2 separate regions of the Homo sapiens genome follow, and region 1 is linked to region 2. Evidence: chromatin loops called from intact Hi-C (ENCODE). Cell type or tissue: GM12878. All regions are shown on one strand.

Region 1 (8,000 bases), 220 kb before region 2:
TCCCTCAGGCTCCTGCTGAGTAGGCTGGACCAACATTCCTTGAGGTTTGCACAAGAAAGGGCATCACAGTTTTGGGGGAATTGATGACATTCATGACCTTGATAAGCCTGTTAACATTATGCAGAAGCCCCACAACTGGGTCTGTATGGTGTTCCATCATGATTCCTGGCACCATGCCAGGTTATGCATCTTTGGCAGAAATGTCACAGAAATCATGTGCTCTTCTCATTGCATCCATCAGATGGCACACAATTTCATTTCTGATGACACTTTGATGTTCATTTACTGATGACACTAATTTTTATCACTTGATTAAAGTGTTGTCTGCCAGGCTTCTGTGTCATAATTATATGAGCTTATGTGTGATTATAGATTCTTCAGATGGTGGGATGCAACGCAAAGACACTCAGATAAATGAAAGGCAGAACTCTGTTAGTTATAGCTCCAAATGGAGAAGGCTGCACACAGGGCCACACAGGTGTTGTCAGGAGACAGTGTAGCATCAAGCTAGAGCTGTGGGAGGCAGTTTATATATGGTAAATGGGATGGAATTAGCTGGGTTTCACATGTTTCCTGGGGGTTGGGTATTTTGAATCATTCTGTGGTTGCAAGGAAGAAGGGGCTGTCCCTGGTATCTGGGGGCCTCTGGAAGCTATCTATTGTAACCCGGGAGTGTTCCAGCCTAGTAAAGAAAATGGTTGGGGTGAGGGCTTAGCAAACTACTTACAAGAAAGAATTCTGCGTTTTTAACTGTTATTTAAAATGGTTAAGACAGCACTTGTGAAATATTATATTATAACTTCCCCACTGTTAAATTGCTCTTTTCCCCATTCCCTTTGCAGGTAATAAGCATTCTGCGGGGAGATACTTTGTAACCATGAAAATGTCCTGTTTTTTTCAAACATTCAATTTTTTTATTACTAATTTATGTCAGCATAGATTCATCTTTTTCATATTTTATCCAATGAGTTATGTTACTGTCACTATTTATTGCGATGCTGAAATTGTCCAAGTTTGGCCAGTGGGAATACCCTTAAGCTAAATTCTGTGTCCTTTTGACATGGCCCCATCTTTCTCTGGGTACTTCCTTACTCTTGCTCAAAAAAGACATTTCAGCTTTATCTTACAGTGAAGTCCAAGATAGCCAAAGATAATCTTCCTACTTTAAGCTCAGTTGACTAGCAACCATAATTCCATCTGCAAAGTCCCTTTGCCATGTAACGTGGCATAGTTACAGATACAACACTTGGAGGTGAAGATCATAGGGGCCAAAATTCTCCCTAGCATAAGTACTTAATAAATATCATCTGGCTATTTTGTTTTATTTGGTTGTTGATATGAGGAACAGATGGTATTGCTACGTAGGGAGGAGGGACAGATAGCATTTCCAGTTTGACTTCTATACACAGTTGCTTCTGGCATGTTTTATTTTTAATTTTTTAATTATTATTTTTTTGAGACGGAATCTTAACTCTGTCACCCAGGCTGGAGTGCAGTGGCATGATCTTGCTCACTGCAACCTCTGCCTCCTGGGCTCAAGCAATCCACCCACCTCAGCCTCCAAGCAGGACTGGGACTACAGGCACACACCACCATGCCCGGATAATTTTTTGTATTTTTTGTAGAGACAGGGTTGTACTATGTTCCCTAGGCTGGTCTCAAACTCCTGAGCTCAAGCAATCGGCACACCTCAGCCTCCCAACATTCTGGGATTACGGGTGTGAGCCACCTCACCCAGCACTACTGGCATGTTTTGTTCCATTTGTTTTCAGGCTGTAGGTTGGCCTACAGACATTTTGGAGAGGTCTGCAAGCTTTCTTGGATCTAGCTTGAAGCTGGAGTAGGCATGCTAGCCTATGACATAGGGAAGAAGTAGAGAAAATAGAAGCAATAGTTTCTGCAGAATGCTCAGCTTAGAGTTGACAGGTATAGTATGTTACCACAGATGAACTCTGGATTAGCAATTTAAGAGGCCTAATTACATGTCTATAAGGGTGTAATATCAGAGAATAACCAAAATGAGCATGGAGGACTCCGAACAAGCATCTCAAAATTCAAGCCAATGGCCTTGGCTGGTAATCAGGTGATGAGCTAGATGGTGGATTTGCTGGCATAAGGTCATGAAAAAAAAAAAAGGGGAGAGAGAGAGAGATGGTAGAAGTGGAAAACTGGCCATTAAGAGTGTCATCTTGGTGAAAATACCCAACACCATTAAAACAGTTTCTACTTTGGTTATTGGCAGATAAAGGTCAATTAGAAGGTTCAAATTAATTCAAATCCAGGGCTTGTATATTCATAATAGCACTGTAGGATTCTGTTTTGGAAAATGGCACAGGCATTGCAGTTGAGAGCTGTGGGCCCAGTTACCCTGGAAGAATTGGATTTTCCTATGTTTTATTTATGAAAAGTGCCAGGAATCTATAAAAGAGTTGATAAATAATTGACGACTACTCAGATTCAAGCTTGGAGGGGAAATGCAGCTATTTATTGAGGGCCCTTGATATCCAGAGACTTGAAACCCTTTGATGTCAGAAAAGCACCAAATGTTGTAAGGTCTCTTAGTTTGGGTTCCCTGAAGCAGACTGTGGGATGAAGATTCATGTGAGGGGACATGCTGAGGAAAGGATGCAGGGGGAAGCAGGACAAGGAGGAGTAGAAGCCAATAAAGGGTGAGGGACCAGCCTAAGTTCTGCAGCAGGTGGCCTCGTTAGATGCCACAGGGAGCCTCCATAGTGTAAGCTATTCCTTGGAGCTGTCCCAACCAGGGGGAAGGGAGAGAGACTCCCATGCTCCCTTCAATTATTCATTAAGGACTGCTCAAGAGGGAAGTACATTCCCAGGCACTTCTTGCTCTCCAAACACTGGGTAAAGTGGGTTCTAGGAACCCAAGGGAAGTCTGACAGAAAGAGCCACAGGTGCTAGTCGTTGGGTGTGAAAGCACACAGAAGCCAGGAAGGGCTCTGGTCAGAGCCCTGATGTTTGCCATCCAACCCTTACGCTGAGAATTGAATGAGACAGTTTTGATGGGAAATAAACTGCTCGCTGTTTTGACCTGAGAGAAACAGATAAAAGAGTGAAGATGACAAAGTGGGACTCAGAATTAATCCACAGGAATTCCTTCCTGTGACATGAGAGTGACATGAGAGATTTGTTAAGGAAAGTAAAAATTCAGGTTGATCTAGCGAAGCAAGGAAGGAATAAAATTGCCTTCAAGCCTTCACAGAGATGAGGTGGCATGGGATGAAGTGACTACTTGAATCAAGGGTTCAGACAGTGAATGAGTTCACAGAAGGCACTCTGAGCTTTGGCATGTCTTGTGTCTAAGTTGAATGTGGCTTTGTGTCTGTCAGTAAATTTCCAAGTCTCAGTTCACATGCTTAAGGCACCCTTGAAGCATTTGTGTGGTGGTCTGACTAGCAGCCCCCCATTCTGATAGTAGCTAGGTGATGATGGCAAAGTCAGAAGAGGCAGTCCCTTGGACTGAGTCTGTCAGAGAGGGCCTGGTTGGGAGGATGGTACATCTAGCTCTCCAAGCACTGGGTAAAGTGGATTCTGCTAGTGCACTGGGTAGTGCTAATACACTTTCTGCTGAGCTCTGGAATGCTAGACAGGAGCCAGTGCAGACACCTAGTGATGTGCTCTGAACCAGCAGGGAAAGGTAAGGGTGGCTGAAGCTACTCCTTTTATTGTTCAAAATGTCAATGTAGGAGAGTAGGAAGAGTGCTAAATTAGGATGCAGGTAACCACTGAGTGCTAAAGACAGAAGCACCCACTAGGTGAGGATTTTAAACATTTAGTTAAAAACAACACCACTGGCAGGGCACGGTGGCTCACGCCTGTAATCCCGGCACTTTGGGAGGGCAAGGTGGGCAGATCATAAGGTCAGGAGATTGAGACCATCCTGGCTAACATGGTGAAACCCCGTCTCTACTAAAAATACAAAAAATTAGCCAGGCGTGGTGGCGGGCACCTGTAGTCCCAGCTACTTGGGAGGCTGAGGCAGGAGAATCGCGTGAACCCAGGAGGTGGAGCTTGCAGAGAGCCGAGATCGCACCACTGCACTCCAGTCTGGGCGACAGAGGGAGGCTCCTTCTCAAAAACAAACAAACAAACAAAAAAAGAAAAACACCACCACCAAGAGTCAACCCTCCTTAGGAGATAGTTCTGAAATTAAATGAGGCTCAATTGAGACCACGTGTAAGCCAATGCTCAGTGAAATTATAAAGCCCTATACAAAGGGGATGTAACATGTACTCTTTCTCATTTGACACCAAAAACTATTGCCAAATGTTCTGAATTCCTCCCTTCTTTTATTCTCATTATCATCCCTCCCATTTTTTCTTTTAGTTATCTTAATTTTTCTAAATCTCTTTGCCTGCTTTGATAGGGCCATGACCCAGGTTGGATTCCAGTTCCATTTTTCTAAAAAGAGCTGAATAGTATGTTGGGTCTCTCATTCAGTAAAAACTAAAAAGTGGAAGAGAAAGGCAGGAAGAATAATTAGGATTAACTCCTAGGGTTAGATGTTCCGCCAGGGAGAAGAAAGAGGCAGAATCAGTCAGAGAGGTGGGAGGCAAGGCAGGGAACGTGGGGTTTGTTTTCTAAGGAACAAAGCCACTTATCAACAGGGTTTTAGGCAGGCTCACCTTTTCCTCCCTTCAAGTTTCATTCCCTGAAATGATTTTGAAATGGCTTGTTATTGAGACTGATAGGAAACAGCTGATGAAGTACACACACACACACACACACACACAGAGAGAGAGAGAGAGAGAGAGAGAGAGAGAGACAGAGTTCTGATACCTTTTTACAGTACTTGCTTAGGAACTGAGATGTTATCAGTAGAGGCTACCATTTTCCCATTACTTTTTAAAAAAAATTTTATTTTTAATCAGGCAGCCCCAAACTAGAATAGGTTCAGAGACTCCCCATTTTCACATTACATTTTAAAGTAGATATTTTTGTTTTTAAAACAATTAGATTTTTGAAGAGTATATTATATGCATCTTTTGGCTAACCAGCTAATTTACAGAATAATTAAAATACACAAGCAGAAATCATGCAAAAATACCTTCCTCCTTGTACTTAACAAAAAACTGAAACCAAAGTAAAACAAAACCTTGAAGGGTTATATTGGCTGTGATGGGCAGAGGGTCAGGAAGAGATGGAATAGTGTCCCTTACCTGTCTATAGGTGGATGTGAAGGCTCCGAGGTAAGCAACCACTCCGGAGGAAATGAGGATATCCCCAGTCAAGTTGATGTACAGCTGACCTAGCTCCAGAGCTGTGTGGCTCCATCGAGTTTTCTCACCTCCAAGGCCTCCAATCAACTGTTCAGCTCGTTCTAGTTTTTTGCTGCAAAGGTCAACCTCGAAAATAAAAGTGAGCTTTTATCAACATTTACAAGTATAAGAAGTTTAAAATTCTGCAAGATTTTACCCTCAGAAGTGAATTATTATTTTTAATGACAGACTTCTGCCTGGGATTTCCTATATCACTATGATATAGGAAAGTCCATGATATTTTAGAATTTGTAAATATAAAGTGTCTAATATAATTCATGAAATTAATAATGAATGAATATTTACCATATAATACAAAGAACAGCTGTATTTAGGAAATGACATACAGTACAAGACACTGAAAGTTAATTAATAAAGGACATTCTTCTGCAAATATAGATATTTTCCCTCCATTTTAAATAATCTAGATGCATTTTGTTTTAAATATTCTACAAACATTTTCCCCTCATTTAACTTATATCATGGCCTTAAAGGTTAAGTGTTTAAAGGTTTTAATAATTTATGATTATTTACAAAGCACAATTTTCAGGTTGTTAAATTGTGTCAAACTACTCAGGCACTTGCAATTCAGCTTAAATTAGGACACCAATCAATAGCTGAGAGCCTATTTGGTGCATAAGACTGTCAACCAAATGTGATTATATGTAATTAAGCAATATGATAACAAAAGAGAGATAATTACAAAGGTGGCAAACTTGGTGAAAAGTTATTTCAGTTCACACAATAGCAATATTCCAGCAGAATATGTGAATTATTTTGATTAAATTTTTAAGTACCTTAACATCATTATTCTTGGAAGAAGATGAGATTAAATAAAGCTTATCTTGATGTTCAAAAATAATTACATGAAAAGATAAATTCAACAATCAACAAAAACGAAGACATTTAGGTTATTTTGGAATAGGAATTTGGCTTGTGCTTTTTACTAATGTTATTAGCATGTATATCAAGTCAATGATTTTAGATTAAAAGATGTATAATTCTGTATCAATTTATCTAAAGATAGATTTGAAAAAAGCAAATGGTATGTAATTGCAGTATTTGTGATACTTCCTAAATTTAATTTTTTTCCCTTTTAATGTTCCCTCTTTAAATATCTTTTGTCTTTCTAGTTTCTTTCCTCACCTATTCTTCTTTCAACAATGTTTATGATAAACTGAATCAGGTCTTGGACTATGGCAAAGTTGCCATCAGAAACTACTAAGTAAAAATATTTTGGCTAAAATTTTACCTCCAAAAGCACATTTGTAATACACATATATGCATATGTTCATTTTATATTACCATAATTTTCTAATATTTTATCATAAAAAATAAAATTTTCAAACATATAGGAGAGTTGAAAAATGTTTAAAGAGAGCAACTGCATAACCATTTGTTGGTTATATTATTTAAACTAAAACTGATCATTCAAAAATCATGCCATAATATGTTACACTTCTAAAGATTAGCACAATGTCTTACATTTGTGCAAATACAGAATACAGGATAGTTACTATAGAAAGAGGCAGTCTGGTGTCCTGGAAAGAGTACAGCTATTGGAATCAGGCTGCCTGGGTTCAGGTCTCAGACTTGATGCTCAGAAACTGGGTTGACGATGGACAAGTTGCTTGATCTTTCTGTTCTTTAGTTTCTTCAAAATGGTACAAAATCATTACTTCCCTCAAAAGGTTATTGTGAGAATAAATAGTATAATATGTAATGTTCTTAGAACAACCGGCCTTTGTACATAATAAGCATTCAATAAATGTTGACTGTTATAAAATATTATGAATTTCTTCTGGCCCATAATCAGACTTTAGCAGTTAATTTTTCCAAATGGTATCACTAATTAAGTTAGAGTAGTATTTTTAGTCTTGAAAATATTTTTAGTAGATACTGTGTGGTTCTGAGTATTGAGTTCTAATTTCAGCTCTGCCATACAACCTACGTCACTTAACATTTTGGTTCTCAATTTCCTTACTTGCAAAGTGAAAAATGATTAAATAATCTAGCTCAATATTATATTCTAGTAATCTAAGGCAGACAGACTGACATTTTTTTTTTTTGGAAAGGCCCAGAGAATAAATATTTTAGTCTTTGTGAGCCAAGCAGCAAAACTGAGGATATTTACATATTTCATGGGTATTTATATGGCCATTAATATGTAATTATTTTAAAATGTCAAAACCATTATTAGCTCTTGGGCCACACGAAAACAGGCGATGGGCAGATGTGGCCTGCGGGTCATAGTTTGCCAATCCCTGACCAGGAAGGAAACAGGACTGGTGTGTTATGTGCTAGTACGAACATCATTCTTAGTTACGATAACTGAGAATTTGTCCATCTTTTTCTATATCAGCACACACCTGGTTTTCCAGGTCAGCCTTCTTTTGTTTATTTAATTCAAGTGTGTCTTGAAGCCTGGCCAGCTTGTCCTGAACTTCCTTAAGGGCTGCCTGCTTCTTTCTAAGACCATCCATGGCAATTTTAAGCTCCCCTTCAGCTGCAGCCAGTTTTATCTTTTTGGGAGCTACTATTTTTGCCACTCTGCAAAAAGTAAAATTGAAAAATTAAATATTCATTTAATATTCCAGTACACTTTCTATCACTGAATTTACTTTTCTAATACCCTTACTATAACTGAAAACACTTCTTTATGCAAAAATCTAAACCGATTTCCATATTTCCTGTTTCATCTAACAATCATCCAAACTTGAT
Region 2 (8,000 bases):
TTCTCAATGATTTTCACAGCTGTATAGTACTCTGTGAGCATAGTACAATGTATCCATTCCATTCTCTAGCGAATGAACATTTAACTTATTTCCAATGTTTCTCTATTACAAAAGATGTCTCAGCGAACTCCTTGGGCATGTATTTTAGTATAAACACACACAGTTCTTAGGCATGTATCTCATATATACATACATATGTGTGTATATGTAACATAAATATATATGTGCATCTCTGTTTTGTCCCTTTAATTCCATTGGTTTATTATCCATAAAAAAATTTGTATTATATTGCCTAATTTACTATGATTCCTGATAGGTCTTGATATCTGTAGGGCAATTCCCTCCACTTTACCTTTCTTAAAAATTATCGTAAACAATCTTGACCTTTTTTCTACCATGTGAAATTTAGGATCTACACTGCATGAAATTTTTTAGGACAATGATAGAAACACATTGAATACTGACTCTTCTCTCTTTTGAACACAATGTATTTCTTTACTTATTCAGATTCTGGGAGCATATCCTTCAGAAACATTTTGTAGTAGTCTTCATAAGGGTGTCATATGTCTTTTTTAGACTTATTCTTAGGTATAAATATTTTAAATGAAAAATTCATCATAGGAACTCAACAACTGTTAATCCAACTGATTTATGGACAGGGAACTATGAAGATTGCATCCATTTATAATAATGTCTGTGATGGTTGTGCTCTGCCTCAGATCAATTCTTTACCCTCTTCTTCCTGCTCTGTGCCTGGGAGGCTGAATTCTACAGATGGACATCATCTGTGCCTTCAGTTCTCTGACTTCTAATAGGAATTATCCAAAAAAGGCACCAGGAGGAGACTGAAGAGCAGGAGGGCAGAAAGTTTAGGATATTTGTTTCCTAGTCTTCCCTGTTCCCTGTTGTTCTGATAGTGGCTGAATTCTTCCAGACCTCAGCTCCTGTCAGGAAGCTACCATTCCAAGCGTCTAGCACTCATCAGGGTCTGAGAATAATGTTCAGTTTCAATGACCCATCAGGCCTAGCCATGGTAATGGCATCCTACTGTCCTACTGCTGTTAATCCTTGAGTGTCTCTTCATCCCTCGTGGTTCTCTTAACCTTACCTTTCATGCTTCCAAAGGAAAACTACACTCTAAATTAGCATAAATGAAATTCTCAAGATTAGTTTTTAACCTTACCAACACCTCTACAAATGGTCTTTTTATAAATGTTCTTCAGTTAAGTCCTTTTGAGTATGCCATCTGTTTTCTGTTGGGATCCTGACTAATATAATTTTACATTCTAAAATTAAAATTGCTAAGGAGTCTGGGTCTTCCTTAAATAGCCTGGCTTTGCATTTTGTTTTTACTTCACTGATTTTCACCTACTTGACTGCTGGAAGAGATGTCATAAACCTGGGATAGCCCAAGTATTAACCCTCCTGATCAAATGACTAGAATCTATAAATGTGTCTGGTTAAATCAACAATAACCTCTCAAAATTTCATAGTACTGATTTAAATATAGTTGTCAGTTGTCACACGTTTGAGTTCTGGTTGTTAAAGTTATCACCATGCTGTTGGTCTCATATCCAACTTTTTTCATTCTTTCCCCTTTTTAAGCAATGACATTTCAAAAACATGATGAAGGAAAATGGAATGAGCATCACATCATATAAACACAAATTACTTGATTCCATAACTAGAAAAAGTGCTGGGGTAGAAAAAGACTGACAGCTTTTTCCTCTTCTCTGCCCACAATCTGTAGTATATCTGTGGGGAGCTTCCTGGTCTTCGGATATTTGTGCCTTTAAACCTCTCAAAGTTTTTCAACTGATACTAAAAATGCCTTTTAAAGTTTTAACTCATTTTAAAAATGAAATGAGCAATTGCAAAAGATTTACATTTCTTCTAAATGCCTAATTTAAGAGAAAAGCCCAGACTGCTATTCCTGAAAAATTCCATGTCACTCTCAACCTTCCACTAATGAGATGAATATGTTAAAATCTCCTTCAGCAAATACGATTTTACCACCTGCTCACTTTCTCAAACTGAATGAATATACAAGTAAATGTCACATAAAAAATGGCATTTCCAGAAGTTTAATCCATTCTGTTTGTTTTAGGTTAAAACATAAAAACTTTCATCCTTCCAAAGGAAAGCTACACTCTAAATTAGCATAAATGAAATTCTCAAGATTAGTTTTTAAATTACAAATCAACCAAAACAGTGATAGAGGGCCCTCTGCTGTTCAAAAATAGTAAGTGGAAAATGGAAATCATGTCCATTCTTTTAAGATCCCGCTGCCTCTTCAATAAATCACAACCTTTCTGGAGGGGGAGTGAGAGACTAGGGTGTCATTTCCCAACATCACTTTTATAAAGATGAAGCAAAATTTAGAACTTAACGGCTGGTGGGTTTTTTGTGGATACTTTTTAGTTGTAGATGGGTAAGTTAGGGGAATTGTGAAAAACAGCTATTGAGAAATACCATTGGAAATGTGGTAAAAGTGTATTTTAAACTCTAACAACGTAGGATATGGTTCAAGATCTGGCCGAAGACTAACTTGGGCAACAAGCAAAGAAGCTGCTCAATATATAATAATGGTGACAGTAACAAATGTTATTTTTTAAATCTGATTACATTAATATCATGTAGAAAAAAACTAGTAAGATCTATTAAACAATTGCTCAGTGTTTTTGGTTACTTGTATCTGAACTTTTTGTTTTTTGCTTGTCATTTACTCTTTTATTATTAATACCAATACTAATTATACTTTAGCATATGAATCAGTGTCCATTTCTTAGTTCTTAAATTATACTTATTTTTTTAAAAAGGTTCAAACCAAATTTTCTTGAGCATTTCAGGTATTAATTACTTATTTGATGAACTAACCAATCAGGATCTTCACATAGTTCTGTTAGTAATGTACAACTCAATGGATAGGAGACTAAATCCGTTTTAATACTGTTTCCACAATAAATTCTAACACTACCGAAAAAAGCATTATAAAGCAATAAAAAAGAAATAATTACCGTTTAATATTGTTTAAAAGCTAAATGAAATTTGCAGGCTTAAAAACAACTGTTTTTCTTCCAGGAGGTTTATAGAGTCCTTTTCCTTATTCATCACTACGTAGAAAGCTAGAGTTATTTTCTAGCTAGCCAGAATAATGACCACGTTTAATATCTTCCCATTCTGTGCTGATATTAAGACGACTGACCATTGTTCTGCCTTTCTGTTAGTTGCTCTTAAGTTCAATAAAGAAAGAATTCTTAGAAGAAAAAGGAGAGAAAGACAGAAAGGAAAAAAACGAGAAAAAAAGAGAAAGAAAAGCAGCTATTGCAAAGTGCATCTTTTATCACATACCATGGAATATCATCTTAAGAAGTGCCATATGTCACTTACCAAGGCCTTTCATGTATAGTATAATATTGTATAGTTATGGTATGGCATGGTATCTAATTTGAAATTGACAACAACCTCAAAAAGAAGAAAAGTTGTTCTGATGTTTCCCCCGCTCTGCATAAGAGGTGGGAGAACTAAGGCTTACAAAGACTAAGAGATTTGTCCAAAGTCACATGGCTAGGAGTTGGCTTCGATTCCCACCTTAGAACCCAAACCCGCTGCAACTCCTCGCAGAGCCGCCTCTCACCCAAGCACACCGCCATTAGCACTCTGGGGGTGCTCTGGGCTGTGGCTCCCCCTGCTGGCGCGCCGCTAGGCGGCTAGGTTTGGTTGTTATGACGACCAAGGGCAAACAGCTGGGAAGGGAACTTATAAGGGCATTCACGGAAAGCGCTCAGTAACCCAGGCCACAAGTGGGGTGAAGGAAGCTGTACACCGCGGAGTCACAGCTGGGGAGTTCGCTAGGCAGGAGGGGCTTCCACCACTTCCGAAACGCCTGGGAAGCGTCGCGGCGGCGGCGAGCCTGGCAAAGAGCAGCCCTCTCACCTGCTCACTGCTCATGGCTGCGAGGACGCGCTGGCCTCACCGGTGCTTCTGGGTTGCTCCTGCCCGCGGAACCCCTAGGACGATAGAGGCAGGGCCCCGGGACTTGCAGCGGTCTCAGCTCCCTCCGCACCAGAGCCGTCTAGCGTCCGGGCAGCGTTTGTTGCTAAGCAACGGGCCCGCGCAGGTTCCATTTCCGGTCATCTGTTCCTTCTGGGGCTGGACCCGGAAGCTGGCGCGCGGTCCCGCAAGAGGAGCTTTCTGGGGCGCTGCTGCCAGTGTTGTGAGGTCTAAGGTGTGCGTTGAATAACCAAAGACACTGGGTGGGTCTCCTCCAATATCCTCTGATTACTGAAGTAGATCCTCACACTTCCGCACCCTCCTTCTAAATAAGCCGGATGCCCAGGACTGCTGCCTTAACCCCTCAGAGGTCTCGGAGAAACACTGGAATGAAATGATTACAGATTTCATTGCTAATGTGGGCGAGTGGAGTAATGCGAGGCAGGATCCAGTAAACACCTTTCATTATTCATGTGCTTCCAACCCCTGTGCTGTTGACTCTTCCCACACTCCAGAAAACTATCCTTTGGAAGAATACCAGTAAAGGAACCTTCCAACAATTCTTGAAACCAACATTCACAGATGGTTTACTACATGAAAAGTGGTGTGCTAAGCACAAATGTGACCAAGACATCCATTCGCCACAGGCTGGGGGGTGTCCAAGCCAAGCACTTACCGTGTAGTGGAGACGGTGCTAAGAATGGCAGTCCTCAGTGAGAACATAAAGCACCAACTAATTTTCTCATGGAGGGCATGGAAGGGATGTGGAAGCTGAAATGTGAAGGAAGAAGAAATGCCAGGCAAAGAATGCCGGGCAAAAAGCAGGTCACATACAAAGGCCTGAGACAAGAGAGCATAGCTATTGGAAGCAGTGAAAATGGTTCTGAGAGGTCGATGAGTAGGTTTGGATAAAGGGGATTGGAGCCAGTCTAGAGAAGAAGCTGAGGTGATAAGCAGGTGATATATCTTAAAGGACCCTATAAAAGGGCAGGAGTTTGGATGTCAAAAGCAACTGACCTCCACTGAAAAGTTTTATGCTAAGAAATGGCAGAATTCCATCCTGAAATTAACAAGGAACCCCAAGGGGTCATAAATAGCCAAAACAATCTTGAAATTAAAGAACAAAGTTGGAGTACTCACACTTCTTGATTTCAGAACTTACTACAAGACTATAGTGACCTTAACAATTTATTTTCAACAAATGATGCTGGGGAAACTAAATGTCCATATGCGGAAAAAAATGCAGTTGGACCTTTACCTAAAAACATCATATACAAAATTATCTCAAAATTGATCAAAGATGTAACTGTAAGGTCTTAAACTATAAAACTCTTAGAAGAAAACTTAGAAGAATCGCTTCACGACATTGGATTTGGCAGTGATTTCTTGGACATGACACCAAAACGACAAGGAAAAAATAGACAATTCGGCTGCATCAGAATAAAAAACCTTTGTGCATCAAAGAATACTCTCATCAGTAAAAAGACAATCCACACAGGCCGGGTGTGTTGGCTTACGCTTGTAATCCCAGCACTTTGGGAGGCCGAGGCAGGCAGATCACGAGGTCAGGAGATCGAGACCATCCCGCCTAACATGGTGAAACCCTGTCTCTACTAAAAACACACACAGAAAATTAGCCGGGTGTGGTGGTGGGCACCTGTAGTCCCAACTACTCGGGAGGCTGAGGCAGGAGAATGGCATGAACCCAGGAGGCGGAGGTTGCAGTGAGCCGACATCACACCACTGCACTCCAGCCTGGGCGACACAGTGATACTCCGTCTCAAAAAAAAAAAAAAAAAAGTCCACAGAATGGAAGGAGATATTTGCAAATCTGATGAGGGATTAATGTACAGAATATTAACAAGTGTTAATGAGGATGTAGAGAAATTGGAACTCTTGTGCACCACTGGTGGGAATGTAAAATGGTGCAGCTGGTATGGAAAACAGTATGGCAGTTCCTCCAAAAATTAAAATAGAAATATATTATGATCCAACAATTCCACTTCTGGTACAAACCTAAAGAAGTGAAAGCTGGGACACAAACATACATACATATATATATACATATATGTATATATATGCTCATATTTATAGCAGCATTATTCACAATAGTCAAAAGGTGAAGCAACCCAAATGTCCCTTGATAGACAAATGCATAAACAAAATGTAGCATATACATTCAGCCTTTTAAAAAGGAAGGAAATTCTGATACATTGCTACATCTGCTGCAACATGGATAAACCTTGAAGACATTATAACTGAAATTAGCCAGTCACAAAAGAAAGAAATACTGTATGATTCCACTCATCTGAAATACATAGAGTAACCAAATGTATATAGAAAGAAATTAGAATGGTGGTTGCCAGGGACTGGGAGAGGGAGGGCCAAGAAAGGGAATGAGGAATTAATGTTTAATGGGTACAGAGTTTCAATTATGCAAGATGAAAAAAAATTTGAAGACGAACGATGGTGATGGTTGCACCACAATGTGAATGGACTTCATGCCACTGAATCGTACACTTGACAATGGTTAGAATGATAAATTTTATGTTATATATGTTTTACCATAATTTTAGAAATTTGTTTTAAATATCCTTAAAGTAAGAGGAGGAAAACTGAAACCAAAAAATAAAGAAGGAAAAATGACAAGATCATATTCCCATTTTACAGAAATCACCCTAATTTCAGCATGGTAGAGGGATAGTAGGTAGGTGGGACTGGCAGTAACAGAGAAACCTGTTAGAAGACTATTACAAGAGTACAGTGAGGGATGAGGATGGCTGGAACTGAGCCAATGACAGTAGGAATGGAGTGGACACATTCAAGAGATATGTGGGAGATGACTTAAGATGTGGATGTTTAAAGGTAAAAGGTTGAGGATCATTTTACTGCTTTGGATACCTGAATGGATGGTGGTATCGTTCACTGAGTAAGAAAAAGGAGGAGAATAAACAGGCTTTACAGAGAAAGTGATAAGTCCAGCATTGGGCAGATTGAGTGTGAGATATCTATAGGACATGGAAGTGTGTATGTGGCTGGTAGACACTGCACATATTGGTCAGAGCTCAGAAGATAATTCCTGGGCTAAGGACATGGATCTGAGGCTTACATATAAATGACATCTGAATCCATGAGCATACATGAAATGGTTCAAGGAGTATGTAGGGACAGAACGGAAAGGAACCTAGTAAAGAAAAAACTAAAACCTAAACACTACCAATCTTTATGAATTGGATAGAGGGGGATCCTGCAAAGAAAATCGAGAAAAAGTAGCTAGATATAACAGGGAACTCAGAATATAGAATCATAGAAACAAAGAAAAACAATATTTCAGGAAAAAGAATATAGAGAACAGTATCAAAAGCTTCTGACAATATGTAATCTAAGGATTTAAAAGTATCCATTGGATAGAGTGCCAAGGAAGTCATTGGTGAACATGGCAAAGGAGTTTCAGTACAATGCAGTGGGAGGATTTGGGGCCAGATTCCAGAGGCTGAAGAGTGAAAGGAGGGAGACTGCCAGAATAGACAATCTTCAGAAAGTTTAGGTTATGAATAAGAGAGATAGACTGGGGACTGAATGGATTCAGGGAGAGAGGCACTATATTTTTTCAAATAGGAAAGTTTTGTTTGTGTTTAAATGCAAATAGGAAAGGAGAAGATGAAGATAGAGGAAAAAGTAAAAGGAGATAGGATTAATTTCAGATGGAGAGATCTTATAAGCACGCCTTGTAAAAGGAAGAAGAAGGAAGGATGAGTGGAAATGTGGGTGTTTAAAGCTTGCTTGTGTGTAGTTGGGGACATCCCCCCCCAAAAAAAATGAATTTTATTTTTTCTGTGGTATAGAAAGCAAAATCACCTTTCAAGAACGAGAAGAAAGGTAGGAGGCAGGGGATGGTCAAAAATTTGAGGAGGAAGAAGTTTCAATGACTATGTGGCAGAAATGGAGAGAGAACAAAAGTGATTAAAGAAATAGAGGAAAAGCTCAGCTGAAGTTGAAGCCTCTGA

What was found. Peaks named below come from ENCODE experiments on the same cell type or tissue, not always from the same donor. Only the 100,000 strongest peaks of a DNase experiment are listed, where the experiment ranks them.
Region 1: a loop joins it to region 2, with 2.7 times the contacts of the local background. A loop is called at or near these places in 2 of 110 quality-filtered maps.

Annotation. Positions count from the first base shown.
Region 1 is chr2:195,848,163-195,856,162 of GRCh38, forward strand. DNAH7 (dynein axonemal heavy chain 7) reads right to left here. Exons shown (of 65, transcript NM_018897.3): 45 at 7,649-7,829; 46 at 5,181-5,366. Among named protein-coding and RNA genes, the nearest start is that of SLC39A10, 190 kb to the left of the region's middle. In GM12878, no CTCF peak of the experiment used is centred here; no DNase peak of the experiment used is centred here.
Region 2 is chr2:196,064,761-196,072,760 of GRCh38, forward strand. DNAH7 (dynein axonemal heavy chain 7) reads right to left here and starts at 4,077. Exons shown (of 65, transcript NM_018897.3): 1 at 3,937-4,077. The coding sequence starts at 3,951. RefSeq lists enhancers at 3,369-3,418, 3,899-3,988. In GM12878, CTCF peaks have their summits at 2,244 (motif pointing left) and 3,689 (motif pointing left); a DNase peak (open chromatin) is centred at 3,711; H3K4me3 peaks cover 1,500 bases; H3K27ac peaks cover 511 bases.